Regions from separate parts of the Homo sapiens genome. Here region 1 is linked to region 2. Evidence: chromatin contacts called from ENCODE Hi-C data. All regions are on one chromosome and are shown on one strand. Each heading gives the region's core, a stretch centred on a gene start or an enhancer-like site at or near the end of the contact. The rest is flanking DNA. Distances are from core to core; before and after follow the strand shown. Region 1 holds the start of FAM210A (family with sequence similarity 210 member A). Region 2 overlaps CEP192 (centrosomal protein 192).

The links. A loop is a pair of places that touch in the nucleus more often than their neighbours do.
Region 1: a loop to region 2 is called in a map of chondrocyte, with 3 times the contacts of the local background. The contact joins the promoter of FAM210A here to the enhancer-like site in region 2. A Hi-C loop is called at or near these places in 1 of 168 maps with a recorded cell type or tissue (chondrocyte).

The regions. Positions count from the first base shown.
Region 1 is chr18:13,725,272-13,728,031 of GRCh38, forward strand. FAM210A (family with sequence similarity 210 member A) reads right to left here and starts at 1,287. Exons shown (of 4, transcript NM_152352.4): 1 at 1,058-1,287. It overlaps RNMT (RNA guanine-7 methyltransferase), which reads left to right and starts at 1,402. Exons shown (of 12, transcript NM_003799.3): 1 at 1,402-1,458. RefSeq lists an enhancer at 465-1,390.
Region 2 is chr18:13,018,079-13,020,948 of GRCh38, forward strand. It overlaps CEP192 (centrosomal protein 192), which reads left to right. Exons shown (of 45, transcript NM_032142.4): 8 at 402-537; 9 at 1,004-1,128. Among named protein-coding and RNA genes, the nearest start is that of CEP192, 28 kb to the left of the region's middle. Within about 2 kb of position 1,398, at least 3 of the 41 ENCODE cell types and tissues checked have a DNase peak (open chromatin) inside an H3K27ac peak, as active enhancers do.

The sequences.
Region 1 (2,760 bases), core at 37-2,536, 710 kb after region 2:
ATTCTCAACTTACCTCATTTCATATAATAACAAATACAAGCAGTCATCAGAAATTGATGGGTCATCCTTATTTGTGAAAAATAGGCCTCATTCTTGGTTCAAAGTTTGTAACCTCAAATGGGCTAATGCCCACAATTTAGAAGTGATTAGATTGGAAAGCACAACGCTGCAAATGCTGCCTTCCCCAAAGCCAGGTCTATTCATTAATATACCTGTGCCTACTGACAAGAAGGAAGGCTGGTAAAGCACATTTTCAAAGCTGTTTTAAATGGATCAATTTTGGTAAAGAGTAATTCAAGACGGATTGTAAATCTGATCAGTTTTACAACCTTGGAAGGTGGGGACTTGACGCACGACGTTAATATGCACACGCTTCAATAATCTATCCACAGGTAGTTTTGACCCTGATCTCAGGTTGAAAGTCCTCAACTATGGAGCTTTCGAGTTTCAGTACAGTAGGCGCTTTCACTCCCCAGTAGAAATCTGGGGTGATGGCCAAAAAAAGTGTGTTGTCTCCCCCAAACCACACCATGCCAAGTTCAGCCAACGCAGACTAATGCATCCTTAGGTATTTGTCAAGAAGAGGTATAGGCGGTCCCTTTTCTCAGAATCTAACAGGTAAGAATGGCCTCTTGTGGCTTCCCAAACACGGCGGTAAGGACCAGTCTGCCAGTCCCTAATAAGAAATTGCTAATTTTAAAAACCATTCCGAACGCGGGCGCTTCCGGGCCCCTCTTCAACTGGCTTCGGAAGAAGGGGGGAGAACACGGTGAAGGGTTACAGCAAAGGAGGCTGAAAAACAGTCCCAAAGCAAGATTTGCCAGGACACTGGCTCGACCCGGAAGGGCGGGGGGACCTCTCTCGGCCGCCGGGGTCTGTGGGGTCGGCGAGTGTGGACGACCCGTCTGGCAGTCGTACACTGCCACAGCCCGAAGAGCGGCGCACGCGGAGCAGTTGCCGGGTTCGCGCCGCGAGTCAGCTCCCGGACACACGCCCAGGGTTGAAGGTGCCCTCTAGACCCCTCCCGCTGCCCCACAGAGGCCTGGGCCCATGCTACCTCTTAGGACGCTGGAGCCGCCGCCGCCGCTTCCCGCCGCGCAGGCTGGACCACAGCTCCTCGGATGCCACGGCGGTGTCACTCAGCAGAGCAGCCCGACAAAGCGTGGGTCCGCGTGCAGGAACCCGCCGGGCTCAGCCGGACGCTAGCCCCCTGCCGCCCCCGGCCCCGCCAGCCGCGCCCACTAGCAACGTGCTCGCGACCTCCAGTGCCCGCTCAGTGAAGCTTCTGCATGCCGCGCGCGGCACGTCGGGACTCGTAGTTCCGGCGCGGAGGACGTGCGTCGCGGCACTCTCGCCTGACCGTCTCCACGTGACTCTCGCACCTCCGGAAGTGACGTAAGCAGACACGCGTGGCGCGGGCCGCCGTTTCCGCAAACAGAATCGCGTTTGGCTGTGCTGGTGAGTGTGACGGCTGGAACTCCGGCCCTTCCTTTCTTTGTGTTTGTCCCTCGGCCGCCGTGGAGGGGTGGAACTGGCACTCCCACCCCTGACATGGGCTCACTTCGCATTAGCCCTGTGCTTCACTACCCAACGCGTGGGTCTATTGCCTTGTGTCCTCAGTCCCAAGGAAAATGGGAACTCCTTGGGGTGGGCGGGCGCTGTTCCTCCTCCAGACTGGGCGAGCCCGGGTGGGAGAAGCAGCTCGAAGAGCTGCTCCAGCTCGCGCCCCAGGGCCGTGCTGGGGAGGGGCGTGGGGTCCGCAGGTTTGTCTTCAGCGGCGCTTCGGAAACCTGAACCAGAGGTTGAGTAACAGGCCGCGCTAATGACGGAGGGGGTGAACTTGGCTGGAGAAGTCCCTTCTCGCCTCTGTGCGTCCTCTCGGGCCCCGTGGTAGAGGGTCAAGCGGGCGGGTCGGGACTTAGAGCTTATCCCGCTTGGGCTTTATCCCGGCGGCCCTGGCGGCCTGCTCGCTCGTACCCTGAGGAGCTGAAATGACGCAGAGACATAGCTTGCTTCGGAGGTGTGACTGGAAAGCCGGGTCGAAATGTTCGTGTGGTTATTTATCGCGTGTCCATCTCCATGTCAGTCGACCACCTTTCGAAGGTTTCTTGAAGATTCTGAGGGACAGCTCTCTTCCCTATGGAGTGTTTTCATTATTCCACTTTGAGTTTGGTTTGGGTTTTTTTTCCCCCAATTTGTTAAATTGATACATAGAAGTTGCACATATTTGCAGGTGCAGGTGATACTTTGATACATGCATACAATGTGTAACGACTAAATCAGGGCAATTGGGATATTTGTCATCTCAAACATTTATCTTTATGTTGGGAACATTCCAATTTTTCTTTTAGCTATTTTGAACTACACAATAAGTTATTGTTAACTGTGTCCACCCCACTGTACTATCAGGCACTAGATTTTATTTCTTCTGGGGTTTTTTGTACCCATTAACCAATTTCTCTTCTTCATCCCGCTCCTCTTCCTGCTACCCTTCCCAGTCTGTGGTAACCACCAATCCACTCTTTACCTCCATCAGGTCCACATTTTTAGCTCCCACATGAGTAACAACATGATATTGTCTTCATGTGCCTGGCTTATTTCAGTTAACATAATGACATCCGGTTTCATCCATGTTGTTGCAAATGACAGGATTTCATTCTTTTTAATGACTAATATTCCATTGTGTATATATGCTACATTATCTTTATTCATCTGTTGATGAACGCTTAGGTTGATTCCATATCTTGACTATTGTGAATA
Region 2 (2,870 bases), core at 148-2,647:
CATAGTAAACCAAGCAGTGTTGTGTACTTCTCATTGCCCTACACCGGGAGACGTTTATCTCTCCCACAATTGGTGATACTGTTTTTGATAATTTTGGCTAAGGTGATGTCAGCTGGATGTCTCCTTGTGAAGGTAGCTTTTCCCCTTCGTTATTAATAAGTCATCTGTGGGATGAGATATCAGCCCTTTGATCATCTTATTCCCCGGCAACTCTTCACTAGCTGGTTTCAGTGTCCTTGCTGACTCTTGGAAATATTGATTACTCTCGTGGTGACAATGGCGATTTTTCTAATTCCTTCTACACTTATTTTCTGGCATCCTTCAGTAAAGCCACATTTTCTCCCTCAAAATATTTCATTTTAATTTAAAAGATTAATACAGCTAAGATATTCTTTCAACAGGCAAATGAAAACGGTAGCTTAAACTGCAAGTTTCAATCAGAAAATAACAGCTCTCTGATTTCCCTCGACTCACACTCTTCTGAAACAACTCACAAAGAGTCTGAGGAAAGCCAAGTTATTTGTCTACCTGGGACTAGTAAGTATAGAAATATGATTCTTTTGTTCTTAAGTTCTAGTTTTGACTTTACTTTTTTTAAAAAAAAAATATTTCTCTGGTATGATTTAGCATATATTAACTCTTCTAGTCCCTCAGGTCTTTAGACAGTCTAAAACTTTTCAAAAGAGCTTTTAATAATAGCTGAGTAAATTAGTGTTACTAGAAATACCGTAGTATATATTTCTTGGATTGAATATTACAAATAATTGTATTCTATCCAGACATTGATAATTAAATATGAATTCTTTGGGTATGGTAGCAGTTTATCATGTTTATTATTGCCTCTTACTGTTGCTTATTTTCTCTCTACGAAAATGGCTAAATTTGTCATAGGAGTGCTAAGTATTAGGGTTACATAAAATAATTTGACTGGCAAGAATCAGTTATTATGTTAGATTACTCAGATTTGATGTGGCTCCTTTAACATTTTTCTTTATTTTTTCAGGTAATTCTATAGGTACTGGAGATAGTAGAAGGTACACAGATGGTATGTTACCATTTTCCTCTGGTACTTGGGGAACTGAGAAAGAAATAGAAAATTTGAAGGGTATTGTTCCAGATCTTAACAGTGTAAGTTATGCATTTTTCTTAGATTTCCTATAAAAAAAGGAATAAGGGGTCTTTTGTGTTTATATGATATCAGTTTTTTTCAAAGAAACAGTAACTGTTGACTTCTGAAAAATACAGAAAAAGTACTCACTACTGATAATTTTTCGATATGTTTATAAGTATCATACAATTATATACATTTTCTTGCATTTAAATATTTATTGACTTGCATTTAGATTAGTCATTTGGAAAGTTCTTTAGCCCAGTGTCCAGTCATTACATGAAAAAGCAAACGGATCTTTTACCTTGCTCAAACATGTTTGTTTTTCATTGTTTCAGTTTTTTCTGTTTGTTAATAGTACCCCGTTTCTCCTGTGCCTGAAGCTTGGTAGTCATTTCTGACTCATACCTATTCATTATGCCCTTTTTAAATAGTGTTATTATAGTTTTATAAACTGTGATTTGAATTTTGCATGTAGGTTAATTTTTTCTCACTTAGACCCACTTGTCCAGTACTGATTAAAATAATGCTTGCTTTTTTGCTTTATTCTGTGCATCTCTATTTTGTACATGTTAAATATATTTTTAATTTAAATTTTAACTTGTAAAATACATATAAAATTTACTATCTTAATCTTTTTTTTTTTTCTTTTTGAGACAGTCTCACTCTGTCACCCAGTGCAGTGGCGTGATCTCAGCTCACTGCAACTTCTGCCTCCCAGGTTCAAGCAATTCTCCTGTCTCAGCCTCCCAAGTAGCTGGGATTACAGGCGCACATCACCACCTGGTTAATTTTTGTATTTTTAGTAGAGATGGAGTTTCACCATGTTTGTCAGGCAGGTCTCAAACTCCTGGCCTCAAGTGATCTGCCCACCTTGACTTCCCAAATTGCTGGGATTACAGGAGTGAGCCACCACACCCAGCTACTATCTTAATCATTTTTAAGTGTACAGTTCAATAATGTTAAGTACATTTACATTGTGCAGCCAATCTTCAGGACTCTTCATCTTGTAAAACAAACTCTACCCATTAAACAACAAACCTCAGTTCCCTCCTGCCTTCCAACTCATGGCAGCTACCATTCTACTTTCTGTCTCTATGAATTTGCCCACTCTGGGTAACCTCATATAAGTGAAATCATACAATATTTGGCCTTCTGTGTCTGGCTTATTTTATTAAGCGTGATGTTTTCAAGGTCTGTTCATGTCGTAGCATATATCAACATTTCATTTTTTCTTATGGCCGAATAATGTTCTATTATATATACCACATTTTATTTATCCCCTCATCCTTCTGTGGACACTTGGGTGTTTCTGTCTTTTGGCTTTTGAGTGTAATGCTGCCGTGAACATCAGTATACAAATACCTGTTCGAGTCCTAGCTTTCAGTTTGTTTGGATATATATGTAGGAGTGAAATTGTTGGGTCATATGGTAATTCTGTGTTTAATGTTTTGAGGAACTGCCATAGTGTTTTTCACAGCAGCTGCACCAGTTTACATCCACCAACAAAACACTAGGATTCCAATTTTTCCACATCCTATTTAACACTCTTTACTTTTTTCCCTTTTTAAATTATAGTTATCCTAATGAGTATGAAGTAGTATCTCATTGTGGTTTTGATTTGCATTTCCCTGATGACAGTGATATTGAACATCTTTTTATGTGCTTCTTTTCATGTATGTCTTCCTTGGGGAATTGTTCATTTAAGGCCTTTGCCCACTTTTTAATTGAGTTTTTTTGTTGTTGTTGAATTGTAGAGTTC